Regions from separate parts of the Homo sapiens genome. Here region 2 is linked to region 1. A link is an interaction called in ENCODE POLR2A ChIA-PET data of the cell type or tissue named here. Cell type or tissue: A673. All regions are shown on one strand. Links, peaks and the distances in the headings refer to the core of each region. The heading gives the core; the rest is flanking DNA.

Evidence for each region. ChIA-PET counts read pairs that join two places held together with the same protein. Peaks named below come from ENCODE experiments on the same cell type or tissue, not always from the same donor. Only the 100,000 strongest peaks of a DNase experiment are listed, where the experiment ranks them.
Region 2: POLR2A ChIA-PET joins it to region 1 with 7 read pairs; 7 of 35 experiments call an interaction of 5 or more read pairs at or near these places.

What each region holds. Positions count from the first base shown.
Region 1 is chr17:66,314,517-66,318,915 of GRCh38, forward strand. All of the region lies in intron 2 of PRKCA (protein kinase C alpha), which reads left to right. Among named protein-coding and RNA genes, the nearest start is that of PRKCA, 14 kb to the left of the region's middle. In A673, for the core only: no CTCF peak of the experiment used is centred there; no DNase peak of the experiment used is centred there.
Region 2 is chr17:66,491,988-66,496,386 of GRCh38, forward strand. It overlaps PRKCA (protein kinase C alpha), which reads left to right. Exons shown (of 17, transcript NM_002737.3): 3 at 4,214-4,296. Among named protein-coding and RNA genes, the nearest start is that of PRKCA-AS1, 77 kb to the left of the region's middle. In A673, for the core only: no CTCF peak of the experiment used is centred there; a DNase peak (open chromatin) is centred at 2,144; H3K27ac peaks cover 340 bases.

The sequences.
Region 1 (4,399 bases), core at 177-4,176:
AGTCCATCAAGTAAGATTAGCGTAAGGGCAGTTCATCTTTAATGCCTTCTCTTGCTGTTCCCCCTCCAGTATCCATGAGCAATAGTAGATCCATCTGTCCCGTCCACGGTGACTGCAGTAGGTAGTTAGGAAATAAACCATAAGGATGTAAATATGAGACATGAGTTTAGCTCTGACTTGGACAAGCTTCCTCAAGTTTGAGGGGATGGGTCAATGAGGGTCCAGTTAACAGTTGAATTGAGAGTAAAATTCTACTGTAGAGATTAACTCATGGTTTTACCGTCAGGAAAACTGGTAGTTTTGAGTTAATCTCTACGATAGAATTTCTTTCTCTCTCTCTCTCTCTAGATATATATATATGTGTGTGTGTGTGTGTGTGTGTGTGTATGTATGTATGTGTATATGTGTGTATATATATGTGTGTGTGTATGTGTATGTATATATGTGTGTATATATGTGTGTATGTATGTGTATATATATGTGTATATATGTGTGTATATATATGTGTGTGTGTATATATATATACACCTAGCTTGTGTGATACACACAAGTTCGTGTGTGGTTGTGCACAAAGTTTATGACGTAGGGGTTTTCTTATACTTGAAACACTACAACTGATAGCCAGCACCCATATAGCACTTACTGTATACACTGTTCTAAGCACTCACTTTTAACTCACTTGATCCTCACACAATTCTGAAGAGATAGGCAGTGTTGTGATTCCCGTTTTACAGATGAGGAAACAGGCACTGAGGCACAGGGAGGTTTAGTAACTTGTCCACAGCCACATAGTTAGAAAATGGTGGGGCTGGGATTCAGACCTGGGCAGTATGAGTCCAGATGCCATGCTGTTAAGCCAGGTGTTCTGCTGCCTCTCACAATTCTCCTTTTCTTGAAGTTTTGTCACACTTAAATCACACCATTAACTTGAATGTCGAGGTATTAAAGAATGAAGTGTTTTTTCTTTTTTTTTTTTTTTCTGAGACGGAGTCTTGCTGTGTTGCCCAGGCTGGAGTGCAGTAGTGTGATCTCAACTCACTGCAACCTCCGTCTCCTGGGTTCAAGCAATTCTCCTGTCTCAGCCTCCCGAGTAGCTGGGATTACAGGCATGTGCCATGATGCCCGGCTAATTTTTGTATTCTTAGTAGAGATGGGGTTTCACTGTGTTGGCCAGGCCGGTGTTGAACTCCTGACCTCAGGTGATCCGCCTGCCTCGGCCTCCCAAAGTGCTGGGATTACAGGCATGAGCCACCACGTCCAGCCGGAAGTGTTTTTTCAATTCAGTAGCACTTAATGTGCTTCCTGCCTGTAGTGGGAGCTTATGGCCTGATACATGGACCTCTGTTTAGTCTATGTCATGCCAGACCCTGCAGGGCGCAGGACAGAAGACATATATGAAAACAACACATTGTAACAATACATCTATCACGTACATTATATTACATCTTAGTCTGAATGAAATAACAGTTTTTGAAGCATGTGGGAAGGAAGGAGATATTTTTTGAGCTCATCAGGAGATGGCTCTTGTTTTGGGCTTTGTAGGTTGCTAGAATTTCCTTTGATTAGGAAAATGGAGGAAGCTCTTCTAAGGTAAGGGAATGGCATGCGTGAGAGAGGGATGAGAGTGACTCACGTTCCAGGAGTAGTAGACTGAGAGAGCCCATCTTATTTGGGATGTTGCCCCCACTGACCTCCAAATGGAAGAACAGATAGGAAAAATATGTAGGGAGCTACTTCATGCTTTGCCACATACTGATTCTTTATTAAATACATGGTTTCCTCTTGTAACTTTTTGTTTTCATGTCATCATTTTCAGAACAAAGTTACAAATACAGAGATTACTGTATCTACATGTAGAAGATACATTGTACTGAAGCTTGGAAAATAACTTCTTGTGTTTAAAATAAGCTTGTTCAACCGGTGGGCCGCATGCAGCCCAGGATGGCTTAGAATGTGGCCCAACACAAACTTGAAAACTTTCTTAAAAAATTATGAATTTTTAAATTTTTATTTATTTATTTGTTTTAAAAGTTTATCAGCTATCATTAGTGTTAGTGTATTTTACATGTGGCCCAAGACAGTTCTTCCAGTGTGGCCCAGGGAAGCCAAAAGATTGGACACCCCTGGTTTAAAAAGTGTGCTACTTTGACACTTCTTTCTGCTGATCTCTCTACTATAAGGAAGCTGGCAATAGTGATTATTGATTATATATAGCATCATGTTGGGAGTCCAGGGTCTTACCGCATGGAAATTATGACTGGAGATGAGATACTCAGTTATACTAGATACATGTATTAATAAGGGAAAAATAAAGAACTAAAATATTTACATATTAAAAATCAGCAGCCGGGCGTGGTGGCTCACGCCTGTAATCCCAGCACTTTGGGAGGCCAAGGCAGGCAGATCATGAGGTCAGGAGATCGAGACCATCCTGGCTAACACGGTGAAACCCCGTCTCTACTAAAAATACAAAAAATTAGCTGGGCGCGGTGGCGGGCGCCTGTAGTCCCAGCTACTCGGGAGGCTGAGGCAGGAGAATGGCGTGAACCCGGAAAGCGGAGCTTGTAGTGAGCGGAGATCACGCCACTGCACTCCAGCCTGGGTGACAGAGTGAGACTCTGTCTCAAAAAAAAAAAAAAAAATCAGTAACACTTTCTATTTTAGAAACTGTCAACTGATGTATTCAGTCAGAATTTCTGGTTCATGATCCGTAGTTTATTCCTTCTCTCTCCATGGGCTAACCTCGGGCTGATGTGTTTTCACCGTGGTCAGAAACCTTGGTAAGGAAAGGAAAGGGGTGCTGCAGTGTACTGGTATCCTAGTTTGGAGTATTAGTTTTCATCTGGGATTGAGATTTGAGAAATACAAGTTTACATGATACTGCTACCATGCTACTGTGAACTTACAGTGTACTACCACCCCATGGGTGGAAAGGATGCTGGAACAGAAGCTAAGTAGGCTGCCCTTGTGTGTGACTGGTGAATTGGGAAGCTGTAATTTGAAATTGGGGAGATTTAGTGAATGTCTTATGTTTCCATTGCAGTCGTTTTTTTAGTTGCTGAAGCTGTACAGATAAGTAGCCAATCCCTTTTTCTCAACTTATCTCTTCATTTTTTTCCTTCTCTTAGGTTTCTAATAAGGAATGATTTGTGGTGCTGTTTGTGATAATTGGAATAAAACTCTCACTGGTTTAGAAAGCTTGGCTCACAGTTGTAAAGACTTCCATTAGCTTCCATTCAGATTTATGTTGAAGTTAAATGGCTGTACACTAGCTTAAATCATTTTCCTCCTTTTGTTGAATTCATGCATGCAACTATACATCCTAAGTGAATGAACTGTCCTAAAATGTGAAAATGGGAGATTACTCATTTTTTAAAAATGTAAAATATTTTAACTTGATTCTTAAGTATTTACAATGTAGAAAATAGCTTAAAACATGACTGTTAAGTTCTAAATATGAAGATGTTTTTCTTAATGCTGTTATAGTTGGGAGAAGTTGTACATGGATGACTTAAAATTTAATAGGTGGGCTTCAAAATAAGATGATCATATTATGAGTAATTTGCCTAACAATACTTCTGAAGTTTTCTTTTTAGTGAACTTAATTTTATCATGTGCCAAATTTGTTTAATACTGAAGTGACTTTTGTTGCTTTAGTTTCACATTAGTTTCTTCAATCTGAATGGCACATTAATATGGAAAACTTCTCTAGAATTCTGTTTTAATTAAAAAATGAGGCTTTGTTTCTGTATATCACATAGATGTGACTTTAAAATGGAAATGATCGTTAATTACAAACAGTTTAGAAACATGGAGGAATGATTTTTTTTTAATTTTTAGGTGCTAATTCAAGTTTAGGGATAATGGCTGATAGGCACCATTATCCTTTTTTTTTTCTTTTTTACTTATTTTGTACAACTAGGCACCATAGCACATGCTGGTATTGAGCTGGATTGATGTCTGTGTGATGCAAATTAACTTTCAAGTCATATTTTATAAAGCTGAGTTGTCGGGCTGGAGCGGGAATAGTTGGTATGCTTAAGACTTGTCATGGTGGGTTGGGCGTGGTGGCTCACGCCTATAATCCCAGCACTTTGGGAGGCCGAGGTGGGCAGATTGCTTGAGGTCGGTAGTTTGAGACTAGCCTGGCCAATGCAGTGAAACCTTGTCTCCACTAAAAATACAAAAATTAGCCAGGCGTGGTGGCGGGTGCCTGTAATCCCAGTTACTTGGGAGGCTGAGGCAGGAGAATTGCTTGAACCCGGGAGGCAGAGGTTGCAGTGAGCCAAGATCACGCCACTGTACTCCAGCCTGGGTAACAGAGCAAGACTCGGTCTCAAAAAAAAAAAGACTTGCCGTGGTGGCTGGCCTAAGTAGGCAGATTGCTTGAATTCATGAA
Region 2 (4,399 bases), core at 277-4,276, 180 kb after region 1:
GGCATCTACACTTTTTCTCCTTAGTCACCCAGGATTGGGCACATTCTGTTTCTTCTTCCTTTGGAGATCATCCATTCTGAATTTCGAATCTTCAAGTAGGCTTAGAGGGCTCTTTATCCCTCAGATAACGTGTCTATGAGTGGCTGTCTGGAAACACATGGCCTTTCTGTCTGCCTCTCATAGGGTGAATCCAGTCCTTCAAATGGGAAGCTTTCGTGTAAGGTAGGTGGGGAGGGGGTAGTTAAGGCAGGTTGGGAGGAAATTATTTTGGGATAGGTAAAGCTTTTTGCTGCCTCTGCAAATTGTGCTGGATAATGAGGGCCCGGGTCTTCTTAGGATAACATTCGGCATGAGTTTTTTTGAGGTGTGCAATAGAAATACTTCCAGCTGTAGATACATAATTGCATTGACCTGCAAATCATAGACAGAAAGAACAGGTACAAAAAGCAAACTATTCTTCCATGGGATTTGATAAGTGTGAGTTTTCTTAACAGTGTTCACTGAATGTGGAGATGGTTTTTTTTAAAAAGAGATGAAAGGCCCAAATGTTTGAACGATTAAGTAGGGAATAGGAATGCTTATTTTCCAACCAAAACACTACATCTGTAATAAACCGTGATGAGGAAGTAATGCCCCTGTAACCTTTTTCCTTTGGTAATTTATCTTTCTTATTCCAGTGGATGAAAGATGACTGTGTGCCTGGGGAGAGAGAGCAGATCAGATTAATTTGTGCCATCACAGCACGGCTTTATTATCCGTCCTTCGAGAGTTTTGCAATCAAGATGCTTTTAGCAGAAACACAGTGGAGAAAGGCCACTTCTCTCAGGGCTTGTAGGAGCTAAGCACTGCCCTTTGAGTGTCTCTGTGCTGCCTGGGCAGCCAAGAGGGCTGTTTTCTTCGATTCACACTCACCTCCTCCTGCCCCTGACTGTGCAGGGCAGACAGGTGTGGCCAGCGTGCTGGGCAGCCAGCAGGATCCCTCACCCAGGGCACCTCCCCCTCTAAAGGGATGCTTGCTTTAAGAGCTCTCCACTTGTCACCTTTCTGTGGATGGTTCCTGTTTGGTTATCTGGCTCTTTGTCTGCTCAATGCCAGGCATGCATTTTCTTTTTTAAAATGTATATTTTTACAGTGACATGGTATCATGAGTACCTTTAAAATGTGTATTTTTACAATCACATTATATTATGATTACCTTAAAAGAAAACCCTTTAAAAAGAATTATCCATGATTCTATTTCCCTAATATACTGTATCTTCATCCTCTGAGTTGTATATATGTGTATATGTGTATGTCTATGTAGGTATATTTGTGTGTGTGTGTGTGTGTGTGTGTGTGTATGTCTATTTTGTCATATACCCATTTTCCTGTTACCCATGTAAAAAATCTTGGCATCAGCTCTTTACCCTTTCTGCTCTGGAAATCCTGCCAGTGCATATGACATGATGAAAGGACGGGGGGCTGTGGTGTCCAGCAACTCTTAGCATGAATCCTGATTCCATCACATGGTGACTCAGCCTTGGGAAAGACCATCCTTTGTTTGTTGGTTCATTCATCTATCCATCTGTCTGTCCTCCCTGCCTCCCTTCCTGTCTCCCGTTCACAAGCATTCACTGTACAGCATGCTAGATTTGGGGGATCTGGGCAGCATTTTCCCATCCATAAAATATAGATATTGCAGCATATTAAGGAGCATTGTTAGGAGGATTCAATTTGCTAATAATGCATGTGAAGGGACCCAGTACAACAACAGCAACAGCCTGGCACGTGATAAGATGCTCAGTAAATGGTGCTGTGTGGTCAGTCAGCAAGTCTCATCGTTCTTGTGTAATTTCCCTGGCCTCTGTTACTTCCATTTCTTAGCAGCCTGCATGATGATGGCCAATTACTTTCATACCTAGACTATGCAAGAGGCTTCTAATGAGGCATTATAGGCCTCAATCTATTCTATTAAATTCTTCCTATTACCACCATTTGCACTTCTAAAGCATTGTTTTTGTCTGTGTTACTCTTTGTTCAGAACCTTTCAGTGATTTCCTAGGCTATTCTGAATTTCTTACTGGCCACTCACAGCCCTCTCAGTACTCTGGGCTCCTCTTGGGATTTCAGCTCTGAGCCATCCTGCCACCCTCTTCCACCTACGGAAATGACTCACCCTCTTTGGTCTTCTGTATCTACTGCCATATGTGCAGGGAACTGTATTATCATTGGTGAGAGGAGAAAATAGCGTATGAGCCACACATTTGGGAAACTCTAACCTTCCTTGTGCAGAGTCTTAGTTCATTTTTGCTGCTATAACAGAATACCTGAGACTAGGTAATTTGTAAAGAACATAAATTTGTTTTCTTACAGTTCTAGAGGCCAGGAAGTCGAAGATCAAGGTGCCAGCATTGAGCAAGGGCCTGTTTACTGCATGCTCCCAGGGGGAGGAAGACCTTGTCCTCGTGTGGCAGAAGGCAGAAGGGCAAAGAGACAAAAGGGGGCTCTACTCACCTTTTTGTAATGACATTAATTCTACCCCTGAGGGCAAAGCCCTCATGGTGGAGTGACCCCCCAAGGGTCCCATCTCCCAAAACTGCCACCATGGCAACCAAATTTCAACATGGGTTTCACAGCTGACATGAAATCAAACCACAGCATGCAGTAAAGACTTATGACTAACCTAGTATTCCTGAGGGTATACTGTTTTTTAACATGTTGTTATTATTCAACAAATGATAAGAGTAGTAGATGATGCCTTTTTGGAGCTAGACTTCAAGCTTTCAAGGAGAGACTAGGTCATTTATTTTTTGCGTCCTCTATCTTATTACCATCAATACAAACCTTTCAGGGGGACATGTGCAGTAGCTCAACGCCTACAATCCCAGCACTTTGGGAAGCCAAGGTGGACAGATTGCTTGAGCTTAGGAGTTCGAGACTAGCCTGGCCAACATGGTGAAACCGTGTCTCTACAAAAATGTAAAAATGAGCAGGGTGTGGTGGCACTTGCCTGTATTCCCAGCTACTTGGGAGTCTGAGGCAGGAGGATTTCTTGAACCCAGGAGGTTGAGGCTGCAGTGAGCCAAGATCACCCCACTGCACTCCAGCCTCGGTGACAAAGTGAGACCCGGTCTCAAAAAAAAAAAAAAAACTCTTAGGGGATTACTTTCTATAACAGTTATTTTGTTGATTCATCCTTAGGACTATTTATCAAAACCATGTTAAGCTTTGAAAATATTTACTGGGTAGTAGATTTTGCTGAATTTGCAGGAACTCTCCCAACTGGTGACAGAATCTGTAGCAAAAAGACAGATATAGGAAGGTGTTAAGGTGTTTGCTAAGATTGTTTTGATTCATTTCAAAGGTCTGTTTTCTGTAGATTGCATTTGTGTCTGAATGAGTTTATTAAGTTGCTGAGGAAGTCCTGCAACCCACATTTAGGGATACTCACATTATTTATAATCAGTTATTCTCTTTATATTTTATTTCAACCACGGAATACAATGTTTATATACATTTATATGTGTGTGTTAGTGTGTTGCTATAGGATGGTGCAAAGTATTTTATTTTATTTTATTTTATTTTATTTTATTTTATTTTTTGAGACGGAGTTTCACTCTTGTTGCCCAGTCTGGAGTGCAGTGGCATGGATCTTGGCTCACTGCAACCTCCACCTCCCACGTTCAAGCGATTATCCTGCCTCAACCTCCTGAGTAGCTGGGATTACAGGCGCCCATCACTATGGCCAGCTAATTTGTGTATGTGTGTGTGTGTGTATTTTTAGTAGAGATGGGGTTTTACCATGTTGGCCAGGCTGCTCTTGAACTCCTGACATCAAGTGATCTACCTGCCTCGGCCTCCCAAAGTGCTTGGATTACAGGCATGAACCGCTGTGCCCGGCTAGGATGGTGCAAAATGTTCTAAATTTTGTTTCCCGGTTTCTACTTTGGGAAACTGTCTTACAATCTGATTCTCCTCTCCCTCAACTTCAGAGAGTAAGAGCCACAGTTTGTGGCCCTGTCAGTGCTGGCATTTTGGGACTCTGTTATCTATGAGTCTAATCAATACCAAATGTTGCTGATTCTAGAATGAAATGCCTTCTGATTGCTGTTTATAAGATTCTGTCTGTAGTGAAATTAAATTGACTTCTAACAGCAAGTATCTCTGTTTGGAAAATAAAGCTCGTATGTTAAATCATGTCTATTCTAATTTTAGTTTCCTTTTTCTCTACCAGTTTGCTGTTTTGTGGTCCACAAGAGGTGCCATGAATTTGTTACTTTTTCTTGTCCGGGTGCGGATAAGGGACCCGACACTGATGTAAGTAGTCCTGAAATCATGATTTGATGTCAATGTGGATTTCTGAGCTTTAATTTTTTTAACGCCTGTGCAACTGTTAGTTTTGGCACTTACTGTTAATGGG